4 separate regions of the Homo sapiens genome follow, and all the other regions are linked to region 2. A link is a contact called in ENCODE Hi-C or POLR2A ChIA-PET data. All regions are on one chromosome and are shown on one strand. The core of a region is the stretch at or near the end of the contact, and the rest is flanking DNA. Distances in the headings are between cores, read along the strand shown. Region 1 has its middle 60 kb from the start of ITPKB. Region 2 has its middle 49 kb from the start of ITPKB-IT1. Region 3 has its middle 37 kb from the start of PARP1. Region 4 has its middle 25 kb from the start of ITPKB.

What was found. A loop is a pair of places that touch in the nucleus more often than their neighbours do. ChIA-PET counts read pairs that join two places held with the same protein, here RNA polymerase II (POLR2A). Pooled maps may share reads with other maps.
Region 1: a pooled map shows a loop between it and region 2 (4-fold over the local background). The contact joins two enhancer-like sites. A Hi-C loop is called at or near these places in 7 of 50 pooled maps. POLR2A ChIA-PET finds 5 or more read pairs at or near these places in 5 of 52 experiments (CD8-positive, alpha-beta T cell, K562, MCF 10A and 2 more).
Region 3: a map of mammary epithelial cell shows a loop between it and region 2 (4-fold over the local background). The contact joins two enhancer-like sites. A Hi-C loop is called at or near these places in 2 of 168 maps with a recorded cell type or tissue (left colon and mammary epithelial cell) and 5 of 50 pooled maps.
Region 4: a pooled map shows a loop between it and region 2 (2.3-fold over the local background). The contact joins two enhancer-like sites. A Hi-C loop is called at or near these places in 5 of 50 pooled maps. POLR2A ChIA-PET finds 5 or more read pairs at or near these places in 4 of 52 experiments (GM12878, PC-9, activated CD8-positive, alpha-beta memory T cell and 1 more).

The regions. Positions count from the first base shown.
Region 1 is chr1:226,796,810-226,801,538 of GRCh38, reverse strand. No RefSeq gene overlaps it. Among named protein-coding and RNA genes, the nearest start is that of ITPKB, 60 kb to the right of the region's middle. RefSeq lists an enhancer at 2,182-2,231. Within about 2 kb of position 2,463, at least 11 of the 41 ENCODE cell types and tissues checked have a DNase peak (open chromatin) inside an H3K27ac peak, as active enhancers do.
Region 2 is chr1:226,623,910-226,628,993 of GRCh38, reverse strand. No RefSeq gene overlaps it. Among named protein-coding and RNA genes, the nearest start is that of ITPKB-IT1, 49 kb to the left of the region's middle. RefSeq lists an enhancer at 955-1,054. Within about 2 kb of position 2,358, at least 2 of the 41 ENCODE cell types and tissues checked have a DNase peak (open chromatin) inside an H3K27ac peak, as active enhancers do.
Region 3 is chr1:226,443,041-226,447,866 of GRCh38, reverse strand. It overlaps the pseudogene RN7SKP165. Among named protein-coding and RNA genes, the nearest start is that of PARP1, 37 kb to the right of the region's middle. Within about 2 kb of position 2,751, at least 3 of the 41 ENCODE cell types and tissues checked have a DNase peak (open chromatin) inside an H3K27ac peak, as active enhancers do.
Region 4 is chr1:226,761,828-226,766,668 of GRCh38, reverse strand. No RefSeq gene overlaps it. Among named protein-coding and RNA genes, the nearest start is that of ITPKB, 25 kb to the right of the region's middle. Within about 2 kb of position 1,984, at least 3 of the 41 ENCODE cell types and tissues checked have a DNase peak (open chromatin) inside an H3K27ac peak, as active enhancers do.

The DNA of each region.
Region 1 (4,729 bases), core at 1,214-3,713, 170 kb before region 2:
GAGACAAAATGTGGCATGTTTGCCTTTTGTATGTGGTTCAGAGACATCTACTTAGTTCAGAAATGTGTTAGGACACACACATACTCCTCAGACACAATGTTCCCAAATCCCTCTAAATCTACCCCAATTTCCTCCTGCCTTAGGTGCCCAAGTTACAACTGGGAGTGAAGAAACTCAATCATTTGCAGCAAATAGAATCCTGACTTTAATTGCTATCTGTGGACAAGTACTAGACACGTATTTTTGAGATAAATCTCAAAAAGAAAATTTCATATTTCCCAAAATGTCCTCCCCACTTCCCTTCTTTTCTTGTATTCATTCAGCAAAATTTATTGAGCATCTACTACATGCCAGGCCCTTGGCTAAGTACTGATAATACGAAGTTAAAGAAGACTTGCCTCTTACCCTGAGGGCCTGACAGTGTGAACTGATTATCATAATGTGGTATGATGAATACCAGGACAGAGAGATGCACTACTGCACAGGAAAAGGTGGGGACACAGAGGAGAGGGATTTAATCCTGAATGGGAAGAGCAGTGGGAATGAGACAGAGAATCAAGGAAGGCTTCCTGGAGGAGGAGGCAGTGGAACTCAATTTTGAAAGATGAATGAGAATGGATATGCCTCTCACTTTGACATCTAACAACTGAGTCAGGTGCCCTAGGTCAGAGTGTTTAGGAGAGGTTGGCAAGAATGGAGCCAGTGGGGGATCAGACAGGGCCCCTAGAATCCTTGAAAGACCCATAATGTTCACCTCCTTCCTGACTGGCCACTTCCAAGGTACAGGTAGAATAAGCTGACAGCTTATTATAGCTATCTATATGACCTCAAGTAAAACAAAATTGCCCAAACATGCCCTCAAGTCACCTGAACCATTTCAGGTTTCTTTAAAAAAAAAAAAAAAAAAAAAGGCTTTTGATTACCTTTTTTTTTCTTCTTCTTTTGCAAAGATTTCTTAAGAGCTTTAGAGCCAAAATGAGTGTCTCTGCATCTTTGCTTACTTGCTAAAGTATGCAGTGTCTTAAAGTTTTCTTTTTCTTTTTCTTTTTAAAAAAATTTTTTTTGAGACAAAGTCTCTGTCACCCAGGCTGGAGTGCAGTGGTGTGATCATAGCTCACTGCAGCCTCAACCTCCTGGGCTCAAAATAATCCTCCCACCTCAGCCTCTTGGGTAGCTGGGACCACAGACACACAGCATCCTGCCCAGCTAATTTTTTAGTTTTTTTGTAGAGACAGAGTTTCACCATGTTGCTCAGGCTTGTCCCGAACTCCTGGGCTCAAGCGATCCACCCGCGTCGGCCTCCGAAAGTGCTGGGTTTGTAGGCCTGAGCCACTATGCCTGGTTTAATAAACAGTTTTCTTCCTGTGTTGCTTTTGTTAAGAAAAATGAGACACACACCCCTTTCCTTTCTTCTAATGATGAGGCAGAGAACAGAATATTTTCCACTTGACGTTCTCCCCCTTTCTTCTCAAACCAGTTTGGCATTTTTCCACTTTCCACCTTCAGGTTCAAAGCGTGTCTGGGTGATGAGAACCAGGACACAGCTGGAACTCCGGCCATGGCGGGAGCTCACGCCTACCCTGTAGGCATAACATTCTAGGTTTCCCTTTTTTTCAGCAATAATACCTGGGTATAGTGGGAAAGAAGCTGGAATCAATCCTGGCTCCAGCACTTACCAGCCACAACCTTGGACACAGACCTCTATGACTCTATTTTCTCCTCTGTAAAGTGGGTTCAGATGAACCACTGAGACCAGTTGTTGACTGTCTCAGGTTGCAAGGGACAGAGATCAATGCTGGTCCCCACAGGCCGGGGAGCACAATTGTAGGGATAAACTAGAAGTAAAGCAACACTGGAAATCAGTTTGGCATCAAGACAATCAGATCTTCAGGAGAACTGGAGTGTTGTTCAGGATCCCACAGCAGCAGGTGTGCCTTCAGAAGCAGTGCCCACGCTGTGCCCCACGGAGTGACTGTGCCCAAGGCGTGACTCAGTTTCCCAGGGACCCTGCAGCGTCTGCAGCTGCTCCTTGTGCCCCTGCGGCTCTGTCTTCACGCGCCTTCGCCCTGCCTCGTGGCTTCTGCTTACTCACAAGTTTCCCCACTGCCCTTCTCCTGGCTGTCCCTCAGCCGCAGAAGTCCCCTCCATGTGTCTCTCCTCCTGCCAGCTCCCACAGGGCTGCCTCAGACAGAAGAGGCTCCCAGGCCTGGTCAGGGGTGGGGTCACAGGTACGCAGCGGGGTCACTGCGTTCAGGAAACTGCCAGGGGCTGGTGTTCTCGGAGAGGAGCCGCAGCTGGGCAGCCACTCAGCACACATCCTGTCCAGTTACGGGCCCTTTGTATAGATGAGGAAATGGCCCCCTTGGAAGATTCAGTATTGACGAGCCGCAGAGCAGCCATCACATCACACTGTGCTCTGGTGTCTCCAACCCCGTCACACTCCTCTGCTTCCTGTTTCTGTTCACCCACGCAGGATGCCGAGGGAAGCGGGGCTTCTCCTGCCTCTACCTGCCTTCAGCCCCTGTTCTGACATGACCTGAGTGCCACCCATCAAAAGACCCGTCCACCCCAAAACATCCCCAACCCACATCCCACTGCTAGTCCCTGATGAATTAGACAGTGAAGGCCTGATCTCCCCGAGACCCCAGTGAGCCCGCCATTGGCATGACGGTCAGATGAGTCCTGGGACAGTGGGAGGGCAGGCGCCAGGCTCAGGAAACGGAGGAGCAGCAGGAGAGGTGCTCCCATGTGGCACAGTTCAGAGGCGGGAGCCTGGGGTGCCAGTGAGAAACAAGGCAAGGTCTCCACTTTAACCTCTCACCTAGGACTCCCAGTGTGCAGCTGATCAGGTTTTTGGGCCCTGAACTGGAACATACCATTTTTAGACAGTGAGATAAAGATTCAAAATCAGGACTGCCCTGGAAAATCCAAGACCTATTGTGGTGTTCAGGTTGGGTGTTGTGTGGTTGGGTCAAACTTCATTTGAGAGCTTCAGTCAACCACAGGTGGCTGGGGCCCAGGAAGGAGGCGGCTCTTGCAAACAGATAAGGGCCACACTGGTGAGAGGCGCTCTCCCCAGAGCAGTAGGCCCCAACTGCTCACAGTTCCTGTGGTAAACTCGGTTCACTTGTGAAGATCAGGAGAGACAGGACCCATTACCTCCTCCTTGTGAAGATCAGGAGAGACAGGACCCATTACCTCCTCCTTGTGAAGATCAGGAGAGACAGGACCCATTACCTCCTCCTTGTGAAGATCAGGAGAGACAGGACCCATTACCTCCTCGTGAAGATCAGGAGAGACAGGACCCATTACCTCCTCCTTGTGAAGATCAGGAGAGACAGGTCCCATTACCTCCTTGTGAAGATCAGGAGAGACAGGACCCATTACCTCCTCCTTGTGAAGATCAAGAGAGACAGGACCCATTACCTCCTCCTTGTGAAGATCAGGAGAGACAGGACCCATTACCTCCTCCTTGTGAAGATCAGGAGAGACAGGACCCATTACCTCCTCCTTGTGAAGATCAGGAGAGACAGGACCCATTACCTCCTCCTTGTGAAGATCAGGAGAGACAGGACCCATTACCTCCTCCTTGTGAAGATCAGGAGAGACAGGACCCATTACCTCCTCGTGAAGATCAGGAGAGACAGGACCCATTACCTCCTCCTTGTGAAGATCAGGAGAGACAGGTCCCATTACCTCCTTGTGAAGATCAGGAGAGACAGGACCCATTACCTCCTCCTTGTGAAGATCAAGAGAGACAGGACCCATTACCTCCTCCTTGTGAAGATCAGGAGAGACAGGACCCATTACCTCCTCCTTGTGAAGATCAGGAGAGACAGGACCCATTACCTCCTCCTTGTGAAGATCAGGAGAGACAGGACCTATTACCTCCTCCTTGTGAAGATCAGGAGAGACAGGACCCATTACCTCCTCCTTCTCTCCACCACGCATCTTCCTCCTGTGTCCCCTCAGCCACTGAAGGTTTCAATGTGCCCTGATTTGTCCTCTCTTCCCAGTTGTCTGTATACAAAGTGCCCAGCTATTCCTCCCACTTTGCAGATGGAGAAATGGAGGCCTTAAGGCAGTGAGAAAGTTTTCCATGATGATGGTTAGACAGTGAGATTCAAAGATTCAAAATCAGGACTGCCCTGGAAACTCCAAGACGTCTTGTGGTGTTCCGGTTGGGTGAATACTTTCCAAGAGCACATGTGGAGGCTGAACAGGATTCCACTGAAAGCTGCTGTCATTTAAGAATCAGTCAGGCTGGGAACGGTGGCTCACGCATGTAATCCCAGCACTTTGGGAAGCTGAGGTGCATGGATCACCTGATATCAGGAGTTCAAGACCAGCCTGGCCAACATGGCGAAACCCTGTCTCTATTAAAAATACAAAAATTGGCTGGGCGTGGTGGCTCACGTCTGTAATGGCAGCACTTTGGGAGGCTGAGGTGGGTGGATCATGAGGTCAGGAGATCGAGACCATCCTGGCTAACATGGTGAAACCCCATCTCTACTAAAAATACAAAAAATTAGCCCAGCGTGGTGGTGGGTGCCTGTAATCCCAGCTACCAGCGAGGCTGAGGCAGGAGAATTGCTTAGACACAGGTTACAGAGGTTGCAGTGAACCGAAATCGCACCACTGTACTCTAGCCCGGGCAACAGAGTGAGACTCCATTTCAAAAAAAAAAAAGAATCAGTCAGTTGGTCATATCTATCCCCAGGAAGATACT
Region 2 (5,084 bases), core at 1,109-3,608:
CCCAGTAAGACATCATGGACGAGTGGCCCCTTCGCCTGCTGCCTCTAGTGTGTGACATTTCTGTGCGTCAGAGACCTGCCTGGCCCCTGGCCCCCTCTTTTCCACTCCCTTAACCGCCCAGCTTCTGAACAGGCGTCACCTTAGAAATATGGCCCACCTGATTTCCTAAATAGTCTATTGGAAACAGCCATGCCATTAATTTATGTTTGGTCTGTAACTGCTTTAGTACTATAATAGCAGAGTTGAATTGTGTAGTTGTCACGGAGACCGCGCGGCTGCAAAGCCTAAAATATTTACCATCTGGCCCTATACAGAGAAAGTTTGCCAACTCCTGCCTGAGAATAATGGCAACCAGTAGCAATTAAAGATTGCTTTGTGCCAGGCACCATACCAGGTGATTAAAGCTAAGTAGCTTAATCTTTATAAAAAAGTCTATGATCAGCTTCGTCGACCCCACTTTGTAGGTAAGAAAGCAGAGGCACAGAGAGGGTGAGTAACTCATCTAAGATCACACAGCTGGTAGGCAACAGATGCAGGCTTTGAAACAAGGTTCAAAACCTTTCCCTGACTCTGCGCCCTATTCCTGAGCAGTCCAGGAGGTCTCCACAGCAGCGGGGTTTGCCCCGGCACCAGCACTATTCTGGGACTACTGAGACAGCCGTTGTCAAGCTGAGTCCTGGTTTGGGGACCTGGCCAGGCCCTGTGGAGTATGGACAGCTGAGTTGCAGCAACCCTTGGCTCTAGCCCCCAAGATCAACTGGCAGGACTTGCTCTCCAGCAGGACTGGGGGAGTTGGGGTGGGGTGGGGATATGGTTTGGCTCTGTGTCCCCCCACTCAAATCTCATCTTGAATTGTAATCACCACATGTCGAGGGAGGGACCTGGTGGGAGGTGATTGGATCATAGAGGTGGTTTCCCCCCTGCTGTTCTCATGATATAAGTGAGTTCCCACAAGATCTGATGTTTTAAAAGTGTTTGGCATTTCCCCGCCTCGCTCACTCTCTCCTGCCACCACGTAAGACGTGCCTTGCTTCCTCTTTGCCTTCTGCCATGATTGTAAGTTTCCTGAGACTTCCCCAACCATGCAGAACTGTGAGTCAATGAAACCTTTTTTTTCTTCATAAATTACCCAGTCTTAGGTAGTTCTTTATAGCAGTGTGAAAATGGACTAATGCAGGTGGGGACCCTGGGTCTCTCTAAGGAGGCACTGTTTTTGTTCTGGGCTCTCTGAAACCCTTCAGGGGAGCACAACCTAGGCACCCCCCACACCCCAGTCCTCTCTCCTCACAGCAGACTGACTGTGCAGAACCAAGTTTACTCTTTAGCTCACAGGCTGGCTCCCATGCCCTCCCACAGAAACACGGAATATTATCCTAGTTCCCACAAACACCTCGAAACAGTGGACAAGTCATTTTTCTTGCTGTTTTACTGCAACAGCTGTGGCCCGCTCCTGGCATTTCAAGTGCCATGCATGGGCCTGAGATGACAAATTCAACAAGCAAGTGAGAAAGGGAATGGCAAACCAGGAGTGAGAAGATGGATTTCATGCTTTAGCAAGACATGAGGGCTTGCAGGGTTTTTTTTAAACAAGAAAATAACGAGTTGATGTAATAATGACAACAATAATACAAGAGAGGGTCAAAGTGCCATCAGACACCTGTCTCAGTCTGTTTGGACTGCCATAAAAACACAGCACACACTGCATGGCTTAACTGAAATGTATTTTCTCACAGGTCTGGAGGGTGGAAAGTCCAAGATCAAGGCCAGGCTAGTTCAGTTTCTAAGGAGGGCTCTCTTCCTGGCTTGCAGACAGCCACCTTCTCACTACGTCCTCACACTGCAGAGAGCACACTCCTCTGCTTATAAGGCAACTAGCCCTATTGGGTTAGGGCCTCACCTTTATGACCCATTCAACCCTTACCATCTCCTCACACGCCCTATCTCCAAATACACATGAAGGGTTAGGGCTTCAACATTTGAATTTGGGGTCGATAACGGTGCATCTGTTGCTAACTAACATCCTGGACGGTTTCTAACTTCCAACCTGTACCTTTTCAAACTTGTGAATGAGTAAAGCAGTTTTGGGGGGAAAAAGTGCAATGCTAATTTCTGTGGCTTTCAATGTGGCAACATGTGTTTGGGTTATTTTAAAAATAGCTTCTGCAAATTATGGACAAACAGTATCTTACAGAGCCAGTTTGCTGTCGACAGCAGCCCTGTTTTTATTTCAATGGAAAAAAAAATGCCCAATTTTAGTCATGCTTTCTGAGAACACGTGCTGGAGTGAGATCAAGAGGGCCGCCTACAGAGGCGTCTGAAATAGCCTGGCGCCGCCTGCAGAGGCTGCCCCCTTCTGGACGGTCGGGTGCATTACAAGGTGCCCGAAGAAAAGGAAGACGGGTCAGGAGCTCAGCGACGTCCAATCCTGTACCCCCAGGAATGCCCTGGAGAAGAGAAAGCTCCCTTTCTTTCATGGCTTCTCCCAGCCTGGCTACATCTTTGCCCTGGCAGAAAGGCAGTGACCATGGCAATGATGAAGGAATCGCCAAAACCAAAGGTTAGGGAGGGCTTCCTGTGTGCTGGGCAGGGTGGTGCACACTGTACACCGGTTACTTTATTTCATCTGTACACTACTAGCACCCCCAGTTGAGGGGGGTGCTATTAGTGTTATCATAAATACATGTATAAATTAGGAAACATGCTCAGAGAGATTGAATAATTTGACCAAGTTTGCACAGCTAGTGAATGCCAGAGCCAGGATTAGAACCCAGATATAGGGCATGGCGTGGCAGTGGTCGGGTTCGCAGGCACATGGCATGCAGTGTGAAGAGGGCCGTGGTGGGGCAAACATGGGGCTCCACGGAGTACAGAGGAGGCCTGACCCAGGAGAGGGACAAGAAGGTCACTGAAGGGAGGCTTTGCAGAGGACGTGGCACCAGGAGATTGGAGGATGGAGCAGAACATGAAGGTCACAGAGGCACCTCCAGAGCATGCTTCATCTGGAGTCACTCCAGGCAGTGGGAGCAGAGGACCCTTGTGGAGCTGGTGAAGGGGTCAGGGCTGGATCACGACCTGGGGAGCCAGGGTGAGGCGCATGGACTTTCCTGCAGTGACAAGCAGGTGTCCTTGGAGGCTGTCAAGGTGGGGCATGATGAGATCACATTTGCATGTGATGGGGTCACTCTGGCTGCCTGTGGCTTAAAGAAGGGAAGACAATGCGAGGAGATTCATTAGGAGGAGGTCAGGTGAAGCAGAGGAGAGATGATGGGGTCCTGAAGTGAGGTCAAGGCCATGAGCAGGAGAGATGACGATGAGGTTGCATGGATGCCCTTCCACTGTGGCTGTAACATCGTGGGCCTGGGTGTCCCGAGAATGACTGGCTGGTAGGCCAGAAGCATGGGGATGGCCCACCCTGAGCTGGGAGCATGGGAGGACAGGCAGGACTGGAGGGCAGGGGAGCAGGGAATGAGTTTAGTTGAGACACATCTAGTTACAGGTGGCTGTGGGACATCCACATCTGAGGCCAACTGGACACGTGGGCCTGGAGTTCAGGAACCAGACCTGGGCAGGAGTCATGGGGATAGCATCAGAGGATTGCTGGGGCGCAGCAGGCAGGCAGACACACACTGCCGCACTCAGTGAGAAATGCAGAATTGAGAAGTGGATGTGCCAGTGAGTCCTGAAGTTTCAGAATTAAAAGAAAAACATCAGATTATTAACAGAGATTGGTTTGAGTGATGGGATAATGAGTGGTTTCTCTTTTTTTTTTTTTTTTTTTGAGAGTTTTGTTCTTATTGCCCAGGCTGGAGAACAGTGGCGCGATTTTGGCTAACTGCAACCTCCGCCTCCCAGGTCCAAGCGATTCTCCTGCCTCAGCCTCCCAAGTAGCTAGGATTATAGGCATCCACCACCACACCTGGCTAATTTTTTGTATTTTTATTAGAGATGGGGTTTCATCATGTTAGTCAGGCTGGTCTTGAACTCCTGACCTCCTGTGATCCACCCGCCTTGGCCTCCCAAAGGTTTTTCTTTTCTACCTTACAGTTTTTTGCTTACTTAAAAATTTCCCAACAAGCATAATTGGCTTTCATAATCAGAAGTATGTACATGCGTAAGGATTTTGTTCTAGTCACTGTTTTGTGACTAAATCATCCGGAATCCTCCTGACAGAGATGGGCTCCCCTTCCGTGTCCCCGAGCCCTTCTTTTTTGGCACTTATTCCACACTGTGAATTGTCATCATCCTGGCATCCCCAGCTGCAGCCCGGGGCCTGGTACATAGTGGCAACTTGGAACCTGTTAGTTGAAGGAATGGAAAAATAGAACTTAGAGGGCCTACCACAGCCCATGCACCCCAGTGAGCAGGTGAGACCTTGGGACCACCCCCATCCCCCACCACCCAGGATCCATGACAGTGCCCTTGTCAGGATTAGAACAGCACCTGGGCTTGGGCAGGGGCAGTAACTTGCTGTTTATGGAGCTCACAAATTCTTAGTAGAATCTGTTTATAAAAAAACAAATCTAACTATTTGTAAATGCTAAAACTCATGAAATAAGGAGCAATAACAAATAATATATCAACACATACATCAATGAGCTTGTTAAAAAAGCTATGCTACTTTTGTAAGGGACAATTTGGCAATAAGTATTCCATTTTTTTTTTTTTTTTTTTTTTGAGACAGAGTTTCGCTCATGTCGCCCAGGCTGGAGTGCAGTGGTGCGATCTCAGCTCACTGCAACCTCTGCCTCCTGGGTTCAAGCGATTCTCCTTCCTCAGCCTCCTGAGTAGCTGGGACTACAGGCGCCTGCCACCATGCCTGGCTAATTTTTTTGTGTTTTTAGTACAGACGTGTTTCACCATGTTGGCCAGGCTAGTCTTAAACTCCTGACCTCAGGTGATCTGCCCACCTTGGCCTCCCAAAGTGCTGGGATTACAGGTGTGAGCCACCGCGCCCGGCCAGCATTCCAGATTTTTTTAAGCACATACTCAAGGGCCCAGCAAAACTTTCCAGGTTTTTATTTACAGATACCATGGCCCACACGTCAAATGACATTGGTACAAGAATGTTCCTTTCTGGGACAGTA
Region 3 (4,826 bases), core at 1,502-4,001, 180 kb after region 2:
AGTTTCAGTGTGTTTTCTTTTCCCTACATCTTGTTTTCATTTCTTTTCCAATTTAAAAGGGTATGTCTAACAGGTGGCTCATACCTGTAATCCCAGCACTTTGGGAGGCCGAGGTAGGCAGATCACTTGAGGTCAGGAGTTTGAGACCAGCCTGGCCAACATGGTGAAACCCCATCTCTACCCAAAATACAAAAAATCAGCCAGGCATGGCGGCAGGCGCCTGTAATCCCAGCTACTGGGGAGGTTGAGGCAGGAGAATTGCTTGAACCTGGGACACGGAGGTTGCAGTGAGCCAAGATTGCACCACTGCACTCCAGCCTAGATGGCAGATCGAGACTTTGTCTCAAAAAAAAAAAAAAGAAAAGAAAAGCAAGGTAATATGGAAGTGAATCTATAATGAAGATCAATAGTGAAGAGGAAAGGAGATCTTCCCTGGTGCTTTTTAGTCATTCAGTACATTTTACAAAATAATGCAGCTAAGGAAGCCGGCTCATCTATAAACAGAGAAACAAAGGTTACAGCTGCTTGTCACATGACTCAGGCTCCATAATTACATTCCTTTTTTTTTCTGAGACCGAGTTTCCCTCTGTCGCCCATACTGGAGTGTGGTGGGTCAATCTTGCTCACTGCAACCTCCGCCTCCTGGGTTCAAGCAATTCGTGCCTCAGCCTCCCGAGTAGCTGGGATTACAGCCGTGTGCCACCACGCTTAGCTAATTTTTTGAATTTTTAGTAGAGATGGGGCTTCGCTATGTTGGCTGGGCTAGTCTCGAACTCCTGTCATCAAGTGATCTCCCTGCCTCGGCCTCCCAAAGTGCTGGAATCACAGCCACCGTGTCCAGCCAGATTTCTTTAAGGCTCAAAATAATTTAGAGTTCCAACAGCTTAGATTTTGAACTACTTATTTTCGCAAGGGCAACCAAGAATGAGAAGGATCTGGAGCCCATCTCTGGTGGACATTGCTGGTCGCCTACCCAACACCCATTTTGCATTCCCCACTCCTGACAGAACTCCAGTTTAGTTCAGCTATCATGCTCATACAAGCCAATGAGGTGCATGGCTCTTAGGAAGTTAGCCTCAATTTTATCAACTGAAAAAAATCCTGAGATTTATACATTTAGAAAAGGAGCCTTTATTTCTTATAATAGGGGTCACAACCTGTAGACTGGCCATCCCACAGGCTGGGAACTGTAGCCTCCAGCAGACCCTGAAAGTAGGCACTTCAAGAGGGGAGGGTGAAATAGGGATTTATGTTGAATGGGTTGGCCAAGTATATATATTCAACAGATGATAGGAGGAGCTATGAATATTCATGAAGGTGGTTCATGAACACCTGCATACTGAATAAAAATGCATGTTACATATGACCCATGTTCATTTAGAGGCAGAGACTTAACACGTAAATGTATTACAGTTGGGCCCTATATATCAAAAGGTGAAGCAGAGATATGGGGGCACTCAAGTGCACAAGCTCTGTAAACCAGCTAGAACCAGCTCATGGTCAGTGGTCTCTTATCAAGAGAAAGTCACAGCCATCAGTTTCTTGTCCAGTCAAAGCTGTAGTTGTGGCTGGAGGAAGAGGGTCAGTCAGCATCTGGCGGGGAGCTATGATTATTTTCATCTTGCTTATCTTGAGGCCATTGCTTGTTCAGCTGCTAGAAAAAAAGAAAAACCTTATGACAGAACATAGCTTATTCTTGAGAGCTTGTTTGGAGGTTCTAGCAGGGGAGCATGGCTACTCATACATCCTTGACCAAAGCTGGGTCCTCCTCCATCGGGGATGGTCATCCTCTTTGAGTGCGCAGCTTTGGGAGGGACGTACTTGGAGAGAGAGGGAGGAAGGGGATACCCACCTAGCCAGCCGGATCAGCCGAATCAACCCTGATGATCCATGGGGTGACAGGTGTCGCAGCCAGATCACCCTCACATCTGAGAACATAGTTTATTCTTTAATAAACTGTGCACGCTTAACCCTTACCTGGCATGGCCTTAGGTCCTATGTATAATTTGGTATCTTATTGCCAAAAAGAGCCTCTTCTGTCTGTCTTGTAATCTCTATTTTATCATTAATGCTGGTCAGTTGTTGCGTCTAAACCGCAAAAGGGAGGGGGTGTAATGAGGCTTGTCTGACCTCCTGTCCTGTCACAGCTGGGCACTGTTTTTAAGGTTTATCTGGGATCCCCTTGGCCAAAATGGGGTCTGTTCATTTGGTTGAGGGCCTTAGGATTTTATTTTCTACTTGCACTTTTTTCCTGTGAACATTCTCCTTCTCACTGAGGCTGAACTGGGGCTGCCATCTTGCACCAGCCCTGAAGATGAAGTGTGTGCCCAGAGGAGGCTGGGGGAGAGGCTGACAGAGAAAGAGATCCAGAGGCCTGTGTGGTGTCCATCCTGTCGTCCACCTCCCCTCAGGACTTGAGTATGCAGGTGAAGGAAATCAAAATATTAATACTTTACCCCAAAACAGATTTCTTTGACATATTCTGAAGTGGCCTGTAAGGTTGTCTTTTGCGGGAGAAATTTGCACCTGTAGATCTGTAGAGACTCTGCATTAATGCAGCCAGCCCTTCCCTTGTCTGGAAAGATTAACTGAGATTCTGACACCTGCAGGTCTGAAAAGAAGCATCCGCCATCTGCTCTTTCTGAGGGTTGCTCCCCGTGAGGTTTCATCTACACAACAGGACTGCCTTTGCTAGCCAAGCCACTTCCTTTCTTCCTCCCACAACCTGTGTTGCCACTGAAACCTGTCTGGGGCCATGCTCTGAGCCCACATTCTCTCTGCAACCTCAAGGTGGTGCATAAGCTTCTGCACCCCACTAGGGGATTGGGTCTTCATTCTGAAGCTTCCTGTGTATACATGTTAAACAAATTCATATGTCTTCTCTCCTATTAGTCAATCTGCCTCATGTCAGTGATTTAGGGGGCCAAGCACCTTGACTGCCTCACAGGACAATAGCTGTCTTTATCGTTTAAGTGAGCAGAGCTGTATTTTTCATTGCTTGCAGCCACGGGCAACCTAACTGAAGCACTACCTCATTTGAGGAACATTTGAAGAGACAGGCATGTTGGTTTGGTATCCTAAGACGGAACACAACAAGCTTATCTTCTTTAATAAAGTTATTTGACTAGACTCTGAACCAAAATAGGTGGAACAAGGTCCCTCAAAACCAAATAAATCTCTAGTTAGCTAACTCACTTCAGTCCTTCCCATCCATAAAGCCTCTCCAACCACAAGAGAAAGGAGAAAGAGAGAAAAGGTGAGCTAATAAGACTGGTGCTTTGAATGTGGCTTTTGGTGTGAGTTTAAAAAAAAAAGAAAAGAAAAAGGTAATAAAATAAGACTGGTGCTGGGAAGAGCTTAAGAGTTTTGCACAGAATGGCTTGGCCATTGGGATTAGATTGTCCCTCCAGTAAATGTGCTGGTGAGACGGGGACAGGCATTGGGTTGAAGAGAGGGGGCAAGAATTACATTCTTCTAAAAAACTGGCCAAAGCCAGCTCCAGAGGCACCCAGAACCTCATCTCTCCCTCCCTCCTGGATTCCTGCCTCATCTTTCCCAGATAAGACTCTTTAACTTTCTCTGAAGAACAAAGTCATAAGGTGCGAATATTCCCTGAAATACCTTTGAAATACTTGCATAAATAAAACAGAGGAGGCCTGGACAGTGGCTCACAACTGTAATCCCAGCACATTTGGGAGGCCAAGGCGGGAGGATCTCTTGAGCCCAGGAGGTCGAGTCTGTAATGAGCTGTGATTGAGCCACTGCGCTCCAGCCTGGGTGACAGAGGAAGACCCTATCTCAAAAAAAATTAAAAAAATAAAACGGGGAAAGACAGGGAAAAGCAAAGCTGACTCAACAGTGTGTGTAAGCCAATTATAGAAAGAAACTTTGATCTCATTTCTTAAATGCATTGAATGAAACACTTTCCGTGACATTCGGCCAGATGTCTTCTGCTAAAGAAGCAGAAAGGCTGGAGAAGAGAAGACACAGACAGAGAACACATGGAAAGGAAGGCAACTTGCTGTGTGACCCCAGGGCAGAACTAACACCTAGAAAACCTCCCAAGTTTTCCTCTCCTTGCCTTTGTCCCCCAGATCGCCACCCAGAACTCTGACTGGGAAAAGCGGTTTCTTTGTGATTGATGCTCAGCAGGCAAAGTCATTGACTCACATAGTGATACATAGGTAATAAAAATAGATTCCAGAGCAAGTCTGATGCCAGCTCCCAGCCTATGACTTCCTGGCATCAAAAGAAAGAAATTTAGTTGAGCAAGGAGGTTCTTAGAGTGAGAGAGTGACTGAGTGCAGTGACTCATGCCTGTAATCCCAACACTTTGGGAAGTCGAGGTCAGGAGTTTGAGACCATCCTGGGCAGCATAATGAGACACCCTTCTCTACAAAAAAAAAAAAAAAAAAAAATTAAAAATAAAGAGTAAGTGAGAAAGTAAGTGTGTTTATTCTTCAGTTGGGAGAGGCATTTTACCAAAGATGAGGGCAGTGGGTAAAGTAGATTCTGTGGCCCTGGGAATAGCCTCGGACTAATGTGGACTCCCACATTAGCCGAGCAAAAGCAACAACCTCTCATCCGTTCCACCCTCCCCTGCCAGATTGTGAGCTCTCAGGGCCCCTCAGAGCTCCTGGGTCAAACCCAGTCAATGGCTGCGTCAGCATTTTCAGGCTACCAGAACTCAGCCTCGCCAGACCGGAGAAAGTACAATGTTGGTTTGGGGCCAGGCATGCTAGCTCATGCCTGTAATCTCAGCACTTTGGGAGGCTGAGACAGGATGGATCACCTAAGCCCAGAAGTATGAGACCAGCCTGGGCAAC
Region 4 (4,841 bases), core at 735-3,234, 140 kb before region 2:
TCATTTGGGTTTCTGGTCATTTTCTTCATCCGTTGCCTTTTCCACCCTGCAGGATAGTTTTACAGTTGCTATGCTTTTTCTTTTCATTTGCTCGTGTTTGGGGAATTTCAGCCATTCATTTTATTTGTTCTGATAGCGTGTGGGTGACTTCTTGACGATCTTCCTCTTCTATTTGTTTTCTTCTCTTGATTTCATTGGGAGAGTTGAGGGAACCAGGTGGGGAGGGCAGGGAAGGCTCAGAGGGCAGAGTGTCAGGAGCTAGCATGTCTGGGCTCCGCTCTGCCCACTGCGAGATTTAGGAGATGTGTCGGGATCTACTCCTCCAGGCCAGGTAGTACACACCAGTCCCATGGAGGGTAGAACCTTAGGCTTTGCATCAGTGCTGAAATTCAGTTTGTAGCCCTGGAGTCTTCACTATGGTCAGAATCAGCCCAGTTGTTCACTTCCTCCAGTTTACCTATTTCTCCCCAACAGGTATTTCTGCTGCTTTATTTACTGTCAGAGAAGGAAATGGATAAATAAACCTTTGTGCTTGGCTTCTCTCGGCTTTGTGGGTATTCATGAGAATTGTCAGGACTCTGTTGGGTCTCCACTGCAGATTCAGGGGGCGTGGGAACCAGGTGAGGAGCCAAGTCCTGTCAGGCTTCTCCACTCTACCCCAGAATATTGCTTATTTTCATGGTTAACAATTTTCAAAGTTCATTGCTTCTTTGCTTATTTGATTGCTGTTGGTGAATTTCTCTTGTTTATTTTTACCTCTTTTTTTTTTTTTTAAGATGGAGTCTTGCTCTGTAGCCCACGCTGGAGTACAGTGGTGTGATCTTGGCTCACTGCAACCTCTGCCTCCCGGGTTCAAGCAATTCTCTTGCCTCAGCCTCCTGGGTAGCTGGGATTACAGGCTCATGCCACCATGCCCAGCTAATTTTTGTATTTTCAGTAGAGACAGGATTTCACCATGTTGGCCAGGCTGGCCACAAACTCCTGACCTCCAGTGATTCACCAGCCTTAGCCTCCCAAACTGTTGGGATTACAGGCATGAGCCACTGCACCCGGCCTTGTTTATTTTTACTTCTTTGGGCTATTTTTGAGGTATTGGCAGACCAAAACTCTGTATTGGTCCATTTTCACACTGCTATAAAGAACTACCTGAGACTGGGTAATTTATAAAGAAAAGAGGTTGAATTGACTCACAGTTCCACAGGCTGTACAGGAGGGATGGTTGGGGAAGTTTCAGGAAACATATAATCACGGCAGAAGGTGAAGGAGAAGCAAGTATGTCTTCACATGGCTGCAGGAGAGAGAGGGAGAGCAAAGTGGGAGGTGCTACACGCTTTCAAACAACCAGATCTCATGAGAACTCTATCATGAGACAGGACATGGGGGATGGTGATAAACCGTTAGAAACCACCCTCATGATCCGATCACCTCCACCACCAGGCCCCACCTCTGACACCGGAAATTATAATTCAACACAAGATTTGGGTGGGGACACAGAGCCAAACCATATCAAACTCTGTGAGAAAATTTCAAACTGCCATCTTAGGTAGGAAGTTCTTTATTTATTGTATGTTATCTGGCTACCTCACTAGAATGTAAATTTCATGAGGGCAGGGGTCTTGTTGGTTTGTTTTGTTCCTGTGTCTCTGGATGCTAAAACAGTACTTGGCATATTGCAGGTGCTCAATAAGTATGTGAAGGACAGATGAGTGGATGGATGAAGAAGCAAAGAAATTGATGAGGAGGCTTTCACCGTAGTTCAAGCAGGGATAGTGTGGGTCTAAGCAGTGGGGCAGCAGTGGAGAGGAAGTGGTGACTTTGAGGCACATTGGAAGTTGGAGTAGAATGGAGAGAGCTTGCTAACTCAGGTGGAGTGAGGAACAGTGAATAAGAAGGAAAGCCAGACTCTTAAGATAAACTGAAGATTCTGGGGTTTGTAGCTTGATGAACAGGTGTTGTGGTTAGGTCCTTCACTGAGAATCGAAACACCAAAGGGGCCAATCATACTGGGTTTAATTTGGACTTGCTGGCTTTGGTAACATTGGGCTGTCTTAAACACAAGGCTGATGTTCAGGAGAGAAGAGAGCTGGGCAGTTTGGGGAGGCATCAGCAAAGGTAGAGGCTGAAGCAGTGGAATTAGAAGAGTAGAGAAGACAAGAGAATGGGGCAGAGAAGTGAGGTACTGATCCATATTTAAAGTAGAAGAGGGGTCACAGGCAAAGAAATCTGGTTGCATGAGGCTCCAGGTCCCAGAAAATGTTTTTAGAAATAAATCAAAAAAAGATCTGCAGATGCATGTCGCATTTGTGCGCAATGTAACTTCTGTTTCACCTTATTCCCCATCCTGCCCTTACCCTCATTACTCCCCCATCAAATGTTTCTTTGCGAAGTTGCAAAAATAAAATGCAGATTTATATAATCTCAGTAAGCATAAAGACAACTGTCTTTAGCAGCGGGAATGGTTTACTTTTCTTTGCAGTCACTGAAATGCATGGGATGAGTCATGTGAAGTTCTGAAAATTCAGCAGAACCTACATAGGCATTTGAATAGCTCAACCAGTAGAGCCAAGGGGGATGGGGGCAGACAAGCACCAGCAGGAAATGCTGAGTGTCAGACAGTAGCCCGAAGGAAGAGCCTGGGAAGGTTACCCTCTGTGATGACGCAGGGTCTGGAAACAATGACATCAACATAAATCATGAGATTTGAGATGGCGTCTGCTCTCTTCTTGGTTAGGAGGGGAGATTGCAGGCTGGGGAAACATTCCATGATCTCCCTTGGTACCCCTGTTCCCCACCTGCACCCCTCTATCCAACATCCTTGGACTTATTGGGGGCTGGGGTGATGATTTCGTTCTGAATCTCCCAGTTCATTCTCTAAGGGCACACTGACCACCACAATCCCTAGGCATTGTCATAGGAATTAATTAAGAGCTTGCTTCAGTGGGTCATGCCTGCAATTCAGTGTTGTGGGAGGCCAAGATGGGAGGATCGCCTGAGGCCAGGAGTTTGATTCTAGCCTGGGCAACAGAGTGAGACCTTGTCTCTACAATTTATTTATTTATTTTTGAGACGGAGTCTTGCTCTCTTGCCAGGCTGGAGTGCAGTGGAGGCTGAGGCAGGAGAATCACTTGAACCCAGGAGGCAGAGGTTGCAGTGAGCCGAGATCATGCCACTGCACTCCAGCCAGGTGACAGAGCGGGACTCCATCTCAAAAAAAAAAAAAAAATTAGCTGGGTGTGGTGATACATGCCTATAATCTGAGCCATTCAGGAGGCTGAGACAGGAAGAGCACTTGAGCTAGGAGTTCAAGGTTGCAGTGAGCCATGATTGCACCACTGTACTCCAGCCTAGATGACAGAGTGAGATCCTGTCTCAAAAAAAGAAAAAAAGAAAGAACATTGGAGAATTTAGGTTGAAGTGGACTTGCCTTGGATTCCAAGGGGCTTTAGTGACTGAATTGCCGCATGCAGGTCTGAGCCAGAAAGGACTGCCCCCCTCAGGCAGACAGGAATTTGTGTTTTACAAATTTTCATCTTTCTTCAGTCAACTAGCTGAGACTTCAGAATAAGGTTTATTGCCAATTGTCACAAAAATAAAATTATAATCGCTAATAGCATGAATGGATAATTACTGCTAAATTAATACTAATTTTTACTGTAGCTGATAATAATTTTTTAATTATGTGCTTAGAATGCGCTGGGCACTAAAATAAACAAGTTATACCCATTATCTCATTTCCTGTTCATAATGATCCCCTGAAACACATATTACCACTTCTATTACTGAGTAAACACGTATATTCATTGATTCATTCAGTCAGTGGCTGGGGATGCAATGTGAAAGCAATAGATTTTGTTGATGTCCCACCCATATCCCTTCCCACAGCGTGGACTCATCTCCAATGGCCATGACCATTGGCTGCTACTGTTCACAGCTGCCTCTCTTCTCCAGAGAATTGCCCTTGGCCAAATGGTAGCTGCTTCACATGGGAGGGTACTCTCCCTGCCCCACCTAGGGATATTCCGAAAAATAATGGAAAATGTCTGCAGCCCATAGCCAATGACTCACTGACACATAGAGGTACCGACTTGGCTCCCTTCTTGCCTCGAGGTGGGACAAACCCTGTGGTGTCGTCATGTTCTGGGACTCGGCTGAAGGGACTCGGCCCCATGGGACTCGGCTGAAGAAACCAGTCTCCAGCTAAGACGACAGCCTTTCCCTCACATCCTTCCCTTGTCCTATCTTCCCTCCCACACCCGTTTCTCTCCAGCATACCTTGTTCATAAATGAAGTGCTGCAGACCTTGTCTTACGTTCTGTTTCTTGTGAACTCCACCTACCACATTGGAATGAGTATAGACTTTAGTTCCAGGCAGACCTGAGTTCGAATATGTTGTGGCTGTGTGATCTTGAGTAAGTCAATTAACCTCTCTGAATTCTATTGTTCTGATCAATTTCTAAAAATGAAAATAATATAACTGAGTTTCATTCATTCCTTCCTTCTTTCAATAAACTTTAACATTAGCCTCTGTGCTAAGGATATAGAGACAAAAAAGGCGCAGTTTCTGCCTCCAGAGGTACAAGATTTTCTAAAGATTATAACTTCTCATTAGAGGGTGGTGAAAACAACTTTAGTGGATCCGACCAGCATTATGAAAAAAAAAATCTAAAGGAATGAAAAGAAAGTATCTGAGTGCCTCACACTTAATAAGAGTAAGTTCCATGAAGAATTGATTCGAATTTATGATCCTGTCTATGCATAGATAGAATCTATAGAGTATCTATGTCATATCTATCTCTATAGATACTTCATGGTAGACCTGAGGATATACTGAAAAATAATGT